Regions from separate parts of the Homo sapiens genome. Here region 2 is linked to region 1. Evidence: chromatin loops called from intact Hi-C (ENCODE). Cell type or tissue: heart right ventricle. All regions are shown on one strand. Links, peaks and the distances in the headings refer to the core of each region. The heading gives the core; the rest is flanking DNA.

What was found. Peaks named below come from ENCODE experiments on the same cell type or tissue, not always from the same donor. Only the 100,000 strongest peaks of a DNase experiment are listed, where the experiment ranks them.
Region 2: it touches region 1 in a loop (4-fold over the local background); 2 of 110 quality-filtered maps call a loop at or near these places.

The regions. Positions count from the first base shown.
Region 1 is chr1:201,694,291-201,699,659 of GRCh38, reverse strand. The region is part of intron 5 of NAV1 (neuron navigator 1); the gene reads right to left. All of the region lies in intron 2 of IPO9-AS1 (IPO9 antisense RNA 1), which reads left to right. Among named protein-coding and RNA genes, the nearest start is that of MIR5191, 23 kb to the left of the region's middle. In heart right ventricle, for the core only: a CTCF peak has its summit at 2,961; a DNase peak (open chromatin) is centred at 3,109; H3K27ac peaks cover 3,892 bases.
Region 2 is chr1:201,600,294-201,605,662 of GRCh38, reverse strand. The region is part of intron 2 of NAV1 (neuron navigator 1); the gene reads right to left. LOC124904482 (a long non-coding RNA gene) reads left to right here. Exons shown (of 2, transcript XR_007066789.1): 2 at 5,234-5,369. Among named protein-coding and RNA genes, the nearest start is that of NAV1, 64 kb to the right of the region's middle. In heart right ventricle, for the core only: no CTCF peak of the experiment used is centred there; no DNase peak of the experiment used is centred there; H3K27ac peaks cover 3,602 bases.

The DNA of each region.
Region 1 (5,369 bases), core at 171-5,170:
GCTTTGTTCTTTTGGCTTAGGATTGTCTTGGCAATGTGGGCTCTTTTTTGGTTCTATATGAACTTTAAAGTAGTTTTTTCCAATTCTGCGAAGAAAGTCATTGGTAGCTTGGTGGGGATGGCATTGAATCTATAAATTACCTTGGGCAGTATGGCCATTTTCAGGATATTGATTCTTCCTATCCATGAGCATGGAATGTTCTTCCATTTGTTTGTATCCTCTTTTATTTCATTGAGCAGTGGTTTGTAGTTCTCCTTGAAGAGGTCCTTCACATCCCTTGTAAGTTGGATTCCTAGGTATTTTATTCTCTTTGAAGCAATTGTGAATGGGAGTTCACTCATGATTTGGCTCTCTGTTTGTCTGTTATTGGTGTATAGGAATGCTTGTGATTTTTGCACATTGATTTTGTATCCTGAGACTTTGCTGAAGTTGCTTATCAGCTTAAGGAGATTTTGGGCTGAGATGATGGGGTTTTCTAAATATACAATCATGTCATCTGCAAACAGGGGCAATTTGACTTCCTCTTTTCCTAATTGAATACCCTTTATTTATTTCTCTTGCCTGATTGCCCTGGCCAGAACTTCCAACACTATGTTGAATAGGAGCGGTGAGAGAGGGCATCCCTGTCTTGTGCCATCACTGGCTCTTCTTCTATAAAGTGTTTGCCTTTGGCGCACTTTCAAGTTCATTTTACAGAGCGGGCCCGTCTTCAGGTTTCTGGGGCCCTGCCACTGAGGCCCAGAATGAGTTAGACAGAGACTTGCCAGATGATATATATTTGAGTTAGCGGCAGAAGAGAACCAGTAGCAAAGGTAAGGGCAGGCTTTTGTCATTTGACTTCACCCACCTGCCCACTCCCACTCCTGTGCAGCCCTCCACCCCCAGGCCTGTCCCTAAATCCCTGACATCACTTCCTTTCGCAGAACCTACCAGTGGCCAAGTGACAAAAGGCACCTTATCTGAAGATGCCACTGTTGTGATGGGAGTAGTTCTGCCTATCACACTCCTGCCTGCACCAGAACTCAAGGGGTCAGGTCTCCTGGCTACAGACCTTTCCTGAGTTCTCCAAACCAGGCCTTTGCAGTCTTCTATGTAGGATGTGAATCCCACGTGATTCCCTTGGAAGTGGCTGCATTTCAAATGGGAGACACATCAAATGAGTGAACATCACCGCCTCTGAAGCACTGATTATCCACCAGATCATGCCGGGCTGTGCCCTGACCAGCAGCCACTGGCTTCCACTTAGCCACTGTCTTGAGGGTTCTGAGTCCACCCATACAATAGGGGCTGCCCTCAGGGAGCTTGCAGCCAAGAGGTTGGCATGTGCAGCTGTGGTCAGGCATCATCCGTGCATGGGGGCCAGAGCTTCTGTTGGGGACTGACTAGAAAAGTGATAAGGTGGGTGGGTTAGAGGAGTCACAGGGGAGGTCCTGGAAGAGGTGACCACTGATCTGAAACCAAAGGAAGGGAAAGAATGAATCTGACCACAGGCAACAGGGCAAGTCTCAGGTTCAGGAAGGATACAGCCTATGCAAAGGCTGAGCCACAAGAGAGGAAGGACTGGCTCTGGGCATCAGACGACGAGAGGCCACAGGACACGGAGCTAGAGAGTCTTTGTCAAATCCCAGCTTTACCACTGTGACCTTGGGCAAGGTATTCAATGCCCTGTGACCTTGGGCAAGGTATTCAATGTCTGGGCCTCAGTTCTCTCACCTATAAAATGAAATAACAGCTGAGCTGTTGTTTAGATTTCATGTCTTTCTCCTCCTGAAGGGCAGAGACCTGGCATATTCATTCCAAATCCCATTCTGACACCTCAAACACAGTGGGTGCTCCACACATTGTTTTAAAGTGACACCGTAGGAGAAGAGGTGTGGTTTGGGGATGGGAATGGGATGGAATGGGAGACAAAGCAGATATGGCAGGGTGACTGGGCTGCTGGCATAAGGTCTGGCCAGCCTGTGTATGGACCAGTATAGACAGCCCTGCTGCAAGCCCAGAAGAGGCTGAATGTTAAAACTCATCAAAAGTCAGAGCTGGCACAAGCCTCAGAGGTCATTTCACAGATGAGGAGACTGAGGCGCACTGGAATAGCAGTGACTTGCTCAAGACGACACAGCCTGCTGATCTCAGAGCCAGGCTTGAGGATAAAGAGGAAAAGGTTGAGCTTTGAGGAGGATTATGAGAGAGAAAGCTGGGGGCAAGGTATGAGCAAGGTAGGGCTGCCCAGAAGGCGATGCTCCCTCTGCCGTTCACACCTCCCTCTTCCCCTGCCCCACTTCAGCCTGCACAGCATCTGCTCCTCCATCAAAAAGCTGACATCCACCCTGCCTGGCTGCCTCCCTGGAGGGTTCTTATTTCTGGAAAAGCCTGCTGTGTCACTGATCCCTTCACCCCTCTACTGCCCACCACTGGGGACCCTGTGACTCGGCCCATCTGCCACCAACATGCCCCCCCATTTCCAGGATGGTTCCACTGCTCACCAAAAGGACTCGGCTTAGACTAAGGCCCCGGAACTCCCTCCAGGGCTTGGGTATCAATTGAAACAAGAAGGAGCTAGGTTAGCTTTAAGGGAGACTTCCAATTAAGAAGGCAGAGAATTCCTACAGTGAGACTTAATAAGATGTGCTGAAGAGTTTTTGCATTTAAAAAAATTTTTTGTTTAGTGAGCATCAGAAGGTGAGAAAAGCAGGCAATGTTCTGAGGCAAGAAGGGAAGGAAAAGGAAAAAAGACAGTATTTCCCGAGTGTGCGCCAGGCATGGTGCGAAACACGAATATGTATTCTGTCCTTGCAATGCAGCGGCTGAGGTAAGTATGAGTACTCCGATTTTATAGATGTTTGGCTCAGAGAGGTCAGTTAACTTCCTAAGGTCACACGGCTTGTAGGGTAGGGATCTGAATCCCAGTCTTCTCTGAAGTCCGTGCTTTTTCCAAAATGAATGATACATGACCAAAAAGACAACAGAGGCGGACGCCAGGAGGCCCTTCCTGACTCATGCTGGAATCACGCTCCTCACAGCTCACAGAATGAAGCCTGTCCTCCACTGCAGGCAATGAATGAGATACAGAACTGCCAGAAGACAGGGAGTCATGGGCCACCAGCCAGGCCAAGCATTTCTCCACCTCCAAGACATCGGGCTGCCAGCCAGTCCAGGCCTCACTGGCAGTCACTGCTCCTGTCCAATGCTTCCTCGAGGGAGCCCTTTCTCCTCACTGGGCTTTGTCCCAGCTCTGAAACCTGTAAAGCTTCTGGCCTCGGAAGAACCTTCCTAGAGCGTCTGGCAGGCAGGTTGTGTCGCCTGCTTGCCAAGATCCATGGCTGCTCTCGACTGCCTAATCAGATCATTCAGAATCCTCCTCTTCCGCCCGATTCCAATGCAGGAGCCTGGGAACCAGCTGCAGCCAAAAGCAGAGCTTCAGGGCCACTCCCTCTCCCGCTCCCACCCTCTCCTGCTCCCATCCTCTCCCAACCCCACCCTCTCCTTCATGGGTAACACATGTGTGGGACTGGAGGCTCCCACTCCCACTCCCTGAGTCTGCCCTGTCCCCACTACCTGGCCCCCATGTATCTGGAAGGGAAGTGCAAGGCTGGATGCAGAGACCCCTGGATTCCAGTCCCCGCTTCTTCCGATGCCCAGGAGCAAGCCGCTCAGCCTTTGTGGGCTTCAGTTTCTCCTTCTTAGAGAAGGAATCAGCCCCATTTCTGCTCTCCTGAGAGTAGGGCAGGGATACGAAGAGGAAAGCAAAGGGAATGAGCAGGAGGAGATGTGCTGGGCCTTCTCCAGAACCAGCGGTGCAGCCGGAGCTCCTGCCGGGGTGGTGGCAGGGTGGGGTCTCAGGCCTGGGACTGCTCTGGGGAGCCTTTGGACCCCTATCAAAGTGAGACCAGGAAGGTACAAGAAGAGGCAATGGAGTGGAGGTCAGGGAATGCCTGGGAGGCAGCCAGGCCTTCTCTCAGCCCTTGCCCAAGCCCTCCAGGGCCTGCATCCAGCCCACGGTGGCCCAGGCACCATGCTGCAGTCACCAGGCACCTTCGGATTGGTCCCCAAGTAAATAGAGCCAAATTCCCAGGAAACAAACATGCCTTAGAGAGATTTTCCAGGTCTGCCAAGCTACAAAGCTGCACCTGAGTTCAGCGACAACACATCTTTCCAGGACAGAGCCCCAGTGCCTTCCCCATACCCCCTTTTCCCCCTGGCTGGTCAAATGTGTTGGAGTTCTGGGAAGAACCCAGCATGGCTGGAGCCCTCGGACAAGGGCAGAGGTGGGGTGACAGGAGGAAGCCCCCACCTCGTGTGCTGAATAAAGTTCAGCTTGAACCCGGAACTATACACAGGGCAAAGGTGAAGTGAGGCCCTAAGCTAAGGGCCCGGAGAGGAGAAAGCTGTTAAGAGAGCCCTCGGTGGAGGAGCAGGCATGGGGAGAGCATGGCTCTGGGTACACAGGGAAAAGCCTGATGGCATTTGCTGTTCACCTTTTGCCCTGAGCCCATCCAGGGGGGCCAAGAGGCCTGAGCATGGAAGAGGCTGGTCCCGGGGCAACTTAAGAGCTGGGCCAAAGCTAGGCTTAGCCAGAGGCTCTCCAGAGGAGGCAGTGGACAAGCGACATGAGCACTCAGGGTCTGGCCAACCCTGCCTTTTGGATATATGAACCCTTTTGGCAGACGATCTCTACTGTCCCTCTACATTTGGAAGCAAGGAGGCAAATGCCTACTGTGTGCCAGCTTCTTTCACATTCCTCCTGCTGTGTGAGCCTTTCAGTAATCCTGTGAGGCAGCTTCTTGGTTCGTTTGGCAGCTGAAGAGACTGATAAGCAATTTGATTTAGGTCTCAGTTACAAAGCAGCAGGGCTGGGATTAGAACCCAGCTTCTCTGTCTCCAGCTCCAGGGCTCGTCCCACTGCGTCACTCTGGAGACTGCATCTCGCCCATCCCTGACTTTCAATGAATAAGCAACCGACAGAACACAGAGCCCAGAGAACACAGGCTCCTGGCTATTTACGGCTCCCGGTTCACTTCTCATCTTTGTCAATAGCATGTACCTATTCTTAGGGACATGTTGCTGATCACCCACTGGGGCCAGCTTCCCAGACTTACCCTCCTCCCTCTGCAGCCAGGGCTGGTGGTCCTGGCTGCATTCTCCCTGCAAATGATCCCCAGCCTAACTCAGGGCAAGAAGCCCCAGCAGCTGGTGACCCCGGCCCTCACCCTCCCCAGGGTCATCTATCTTTAATGAGCCAGAGGACGCAAAGGGGGCACCCTAGGCTCAGAAGGAGGGATGAGAGAAGCGATGGGAAATCAGCTGCCTGGCTCCATTCAGCACTTCCTTTCCCTCCTTCAAAGAACAAAGGGAGTCCCTTTGCCCTCAAG
Region 2 (5,369 bases), core at 136-5,135, 94 kb after region 1:
GGCTGCCTTCCTGAACTGACCCACAGAAAGGGGATCATGTGACCCAGTCCCATCTGTCTAAACAAAAAATGCCCGTGGCTCTCATTCTTGCCCCTCACATGAATGCCTCTATGCTAGAGTTTATATCCCCACACACAGACAGACTGTCAGTCTCGTGACTTGTTATCTCATGAGGTCTGGGTTCAGTCCATTTGTGACACCCTCTGGGGAATCCTGAGAGTGAGCAAATTATTGCTGGCAAAACTGCACAAATGTCCTAAAATAAAGGGTCTCATCACCTCCTGCTACCACCTAACTTTTTTTTCTCTCTTTTGGCAATACTTGTTGTCATGGAGATTCTAACACAATGGGGCAGGTAGGAAGCCGGTTGCTAGGCAACGAGATGCTGGAGGTACAGGATTGGCTGCCAAGGTCTAAAGGAGCAGAGAGGATGGAGAGGGAAGGTGGAAAGTAGAGAAACACCCTAGGGGCAACACAAAGGCATGGGAGAGAAGCAGAAGACAGGATCAGGGGGAAGGAAAAAAAAAAAAAAAGCAGAAGCCAGAAAACAAGCAACCTCCCTGGTGCTGGGTCATCGTTTGTGTATGTGCTAGGGTGCCCTCAGTAAAAACAACAAAGCAAAACAAATATCCATTAATATATTTGCATAGCTGTGTTTACATTGTAGCAGGATGAATAAATATTTAGACAAAAAGAAGTTCTTAAATATCAGGGCAGAAAAATTCTGCAAGAAAATACTACATACAGGGGAAAGAGCGTGGGCTTTAGTGTCAAAAACTTGGGTTTGAACCTTCACTCCACCCCTTCCTCGATGGGTGACCCAGTCAAGTGGTATAATTTCTTTGAGCTTTGGCTTCCTTCCTTCCTTCTTTCCTTCTTTTCTTTTCTTTCTTTTCCTTTATTTCTCTCTCTCTCTCTTTCTTTCTTTCTTTCTTTCTCTTTCTTTCCTTTCTCTTTCTTTCTTCTTCTTTTTTTTTTTTTTCTGACAGAGTCTTGCTCTTCACCCAGGCTGGAGTGCAGTGGCACGATCTCGGCTCACTGCAACCTCCGCCTCCCAGGTTCAAGCGATTCTACCACCTCAGCCTCCCGAGTAGCTGGGATTATAGGTGCGTGCTAGCATGCCCGGCTAATTTTTGTATTTTTAGTAGAGATGGGGTTTCACCATGTTGGCTAGGCTTGTCTCGAACTCCTGACTTCAAATGATCTACTATCCACCTCGGCCTCCCAAAGTGTTAGGATTACAGGCGTGAGCCGTTGTACACCCGGCCCATGAGCTTCAGTTTTCTTATCTATAAAATAGGAATAGTAGCCAGGCACGGTGGCTCACACCTGTAATCCCAGCACTTTAGGAGGCCAATGCAGGAGGATGACTTGAGTCCAGGAATTCGAGACCAGCCTGGGCAACATAACAAGATCACCACCTCTACAAAAAAATTAAAAATTAGCTAGGCGTGGTGCCACATGCCTTTAGTCACAGCTACTCGGGAGGCTGAGGTGAGAGGATCCTTGAGCCTGGGAAGTCAGGGCTGCAGTGAGCAGTGATCGTGCCACTGCACTCCAGCCTGGTGACAAAGCGAGACCCTATCTCAAAATAAATAAACAAAATGAGAATAGCAGCATGTATCTTACAGGGTTGTTTCAAGGAAAAATGAGATGAAGTGATGAGCTCAGGCACAGAGTGGGAGCTCAGGAAGTGCTCAATCACACGGTTATTTTTGTTGGCCTTCTGTGACCAACCATTTGTTTTTATCTTAATCACCATTATTATGACTAGAATTGAAAGGCTATGCGATGAAATGGAAAGAACCTTGTTCCCGATGCCCAAAGACCTGGCTTCCATCCAGAGTAATGCACCTACTCTCTATGAGCCATGGGCAAATGATTAACCTAAGTCTCAGTTGCTCATCTGTAAAATGGGGATAACAATCTCTCCCTCACTGACCCGGTAGATGTCCTAAATGCTGAATACTCCCATCCCAACTCCCTGCCTGGCCTACTGTCTGGAGTGGGGCTACTTTCCACCTTCAAGGAAGGGAAGGGTTCAGTGATACCTGGATGCCCTTCCAAGCACCCCAATTCTACGTGACCATGTAGAAGACAGTGAAAGAAAATGCAGGCATGTGGAAGACAAAGCAAAGGGACATCCTCCAGGCTAATTTTCAGGCAAATTAATTTTGCCAAAGTCATGACTTCTGTTACCAGAAGCAAAGGGCAGTAGGGTGTCCTGACCCTAGTTACAGATGAAAACGTACAACAACCATTCCTGTAAATTTTACAGTGATGCAGCAATTCCATGTTGAGACTATATGAGGTCCTTTCAGAACATGAGAGTCACCAAGTCATAGAAGAGATACTTAAGGTGGCAGGATTGACTTGAGTTACTGCAGGCAGGTGGAGCTTTGGCAAAATACTGGATGCCTCCCAGGAAACCGTAAAATCTTTTGGGACCCATGAAGTTCAGAGAATTATTTTTGATGTCTAGCCTAAACCTTTCCTGCTGTAATTTTCAGTCCAGTCTCCCTGGTTCTGTACTCAGAGAGCAATTTAACTCACTGAGAAGATAACTGTCTCACCAGCTTCTAGGTTCACGCCAGGACTGGGGCGGCAGGCAGGAGAGCAGTGACTCACACCGACACTGTTTAATTCAGCTGTCTCACTGTCTACACTCCTTCCCGAGCTCTCGCCCCCAGTACTCTAAATCCCTCTGTGGTTTTGAAGCTGACTTTTCCAATAATACCAACAGCATCAGAGGAATGCTGCTACCATTTCTGCTTGGCCTGAGCCAGGCTTGTCAGGATGGGGAGGCTGGGTGAGGGGGCTGAGGGGGACTGGTGAAAGTCAGCAGGAGTGTGAGTAGGAGCTGAGGGGTAGCTGGTTTCCAGCCCTGTCCCCCTGGAGCATGCCCCAGCCAAGAGCAGCTCTCAAGGGGTGCAGAAGGCCTGGCTCTGTGGCCCAAGGCTGAAGAACTCTGGATGAGCTCATGGTAAAAAAAAAACCAAAAAAAAAAAAAACCAAAAAAAAAAAACATAGCTTAAGTCTAGGTGCAGTGGCTCAAGCCTGTAAACCCAGCACTTTGGGAGGCTGAGATGGTCAGGAGTTTGAGGCCAGCCTGGCCAACACGGTGGAACCCTGTCTCTACTAAAAACACAAAACAAATTAGCCAGCCTGGTGGCACACACCTGTAATCTCAGCTACTCAGGAGGGTGAGGTATGAGAATTGTTGAACTTGGGAGGCAGAGGTTCCAGTGAGCCGAGACCGCGCCACTGTACTCCCGCCTGGGTGACAGAACGAGACTCCATCTCAAAAAAGAAAAAACAAAAACAAAAACAAAAAAACTTAGAGAAGAACCGAATTGCAACTTTAAGAACAAGGAGTTTTTTAGGCCCAGTGGGGTCCAATTCTTTTTCTCCTGCCCTGGGAAGAAACATAAAGAAAAGAGCTTGAAACTGCAGCAGCAAGAAAGACTTAGGAAAGACTTTAGGAGGTGGCCTTGACAGTGATTTGGTGGAGAAAGAAGTCCTCTGATGCTGGTGGCATGTTCTAATTGGATTGGTGTTTTTTTTCATTTTAGACCCTTAAAAGGTGGACTTTTGAAAAACCATTCTCTCTGGTGGGTCAGTGGAAGGGTGGGTATGGGAAATATACCTGCGGAACCCATCCTGAGGTGCTCCAGAGAGGGGGCAGCTGATAACCTGAGCTGGCTGGAACTCAGAGGTTTCCAAAGGGCCTGTGGATCCCCTCCTCGACACCACCACTGAGGCTGCCATGAGGGAGTAGAAAGGGATGCTGGGCTAGGGGACTCTCCTGCTTTATCTAGCTTCAAGTTCAACTCTTTTAAATATTGGCCCTTCTCTTAGTCTGTTCTAGCTGCTTTAACAAAATTTTGCAGACTGGGTGGCTTTTAACAATAGAAATATACTTCTCACAAAGTTCCACAGGGTGGAAGCCCAAATTCAAGGTGCCAGGAGATGCAGTGTCTGGTGAGCACCTGCTTTCTGGTTCATATATGGCACCTTCCTGCCCTGTCCTCACACGTTGGAAAGAGTGAAGAGTCTCTCTAAGGTCTCTTTTATAAGGGCCCTAATCCCATTCACAAAGAAGGCTCTGCCCTCATGACCAAATCACCCCTAAAGGTCCCACTGTCTAATACCATCACCCTGGAGGTTAGAATATTTTTTTTAGACAAGGTCTCACTCCCTCACCGAGGCTGGGGTACAGTGGTGTGATCACAGCTCACTGCAGCCTCAACCTCCCAGGCTCAAGCGATCCTCCCACCTTAGTCTCCCAAGTAACTGGGACTACAGGTGCATGCCACCAAGCCCAGCTAATTTTTTGTGTGTGTGATAGAGTCAGGATCTCACTGTGTTGCTCAAGCTGGTTTTGAACTCCTGGACTCAAGTGATCCTCCTGCCTCAGCCTCCCAAAGTGCTGGGATTACAGGCATGAGCCACTACACCCAGCCAGGATTCCAACATGATTGTTGAAGAGACACAAACATGCAGACAACAGCAGCTATCCATGTTAGAGCTGAGGTAAATTATGTGGTCCCCAGCTGAAATAAGTCTGAAGACTCCTCCAGCTGAGTAGCTCCCTGGAGCTAGATGAGACGGGTGACTGCTATGGCTGCCATAAGTCTGTCTCTGACCAGAAGCCAGAGCAGGAGACAACCTGGAGTATCCAAGAGCTTGGGAAGAGGAAAAGAGAACAGCAGGTTTACTGAACAGCTTTGGCAGAGACCCAGGGAAGGGCAAACCTCCCCAGGAGATGGCTCCTAGAACTAAGGAAATGAAACTTCCAGAGCCAGACTTCAGGTAGGGAATCTCTCAAGTGCTAGAGGATTGTGATCCCAGGACAAACTTGATCTTGAGGGCTTTTCGGCTCAGGAGAGTCCTTTGCTCTTTTACTAGGACTGAGGGATCAGGTACCTTAGTGTTGTAAGCCTCCCCAGGCTTGAAATTTCTGACTCATCTTGGTCCATTTTTTTTTTGTCACTCCCTCACCTATTTTTTTGAGTTTTTATTTTGAAGTAATTTTAGATTTACAGAAAAGTTGCAAAGATAGTACAGAGTTCCCATCTACGCTTCACCCAGTTTCCCCTAATTTTAGAATTTACATAACCACGGTACATTTGCTAAAACTAAGAAATCAACACTGGCACATTACTATTAACTAAAGTATAGACTGTATTTGGAGTCCACCAGTTCTTCCACTAATGTTCTTTTTCTGTTCCAGGATCCATGTTTGAAGAGACACAAACTTTTTGAAAACTCCAGCCTGTCTCCACCATGCTTCAGGGGAAAAGGAGAAGTCGTTGGGGTTATTGTCCACTTTTGGTTCAGAGCAGGATAGCACCACACAGGGCATGGGG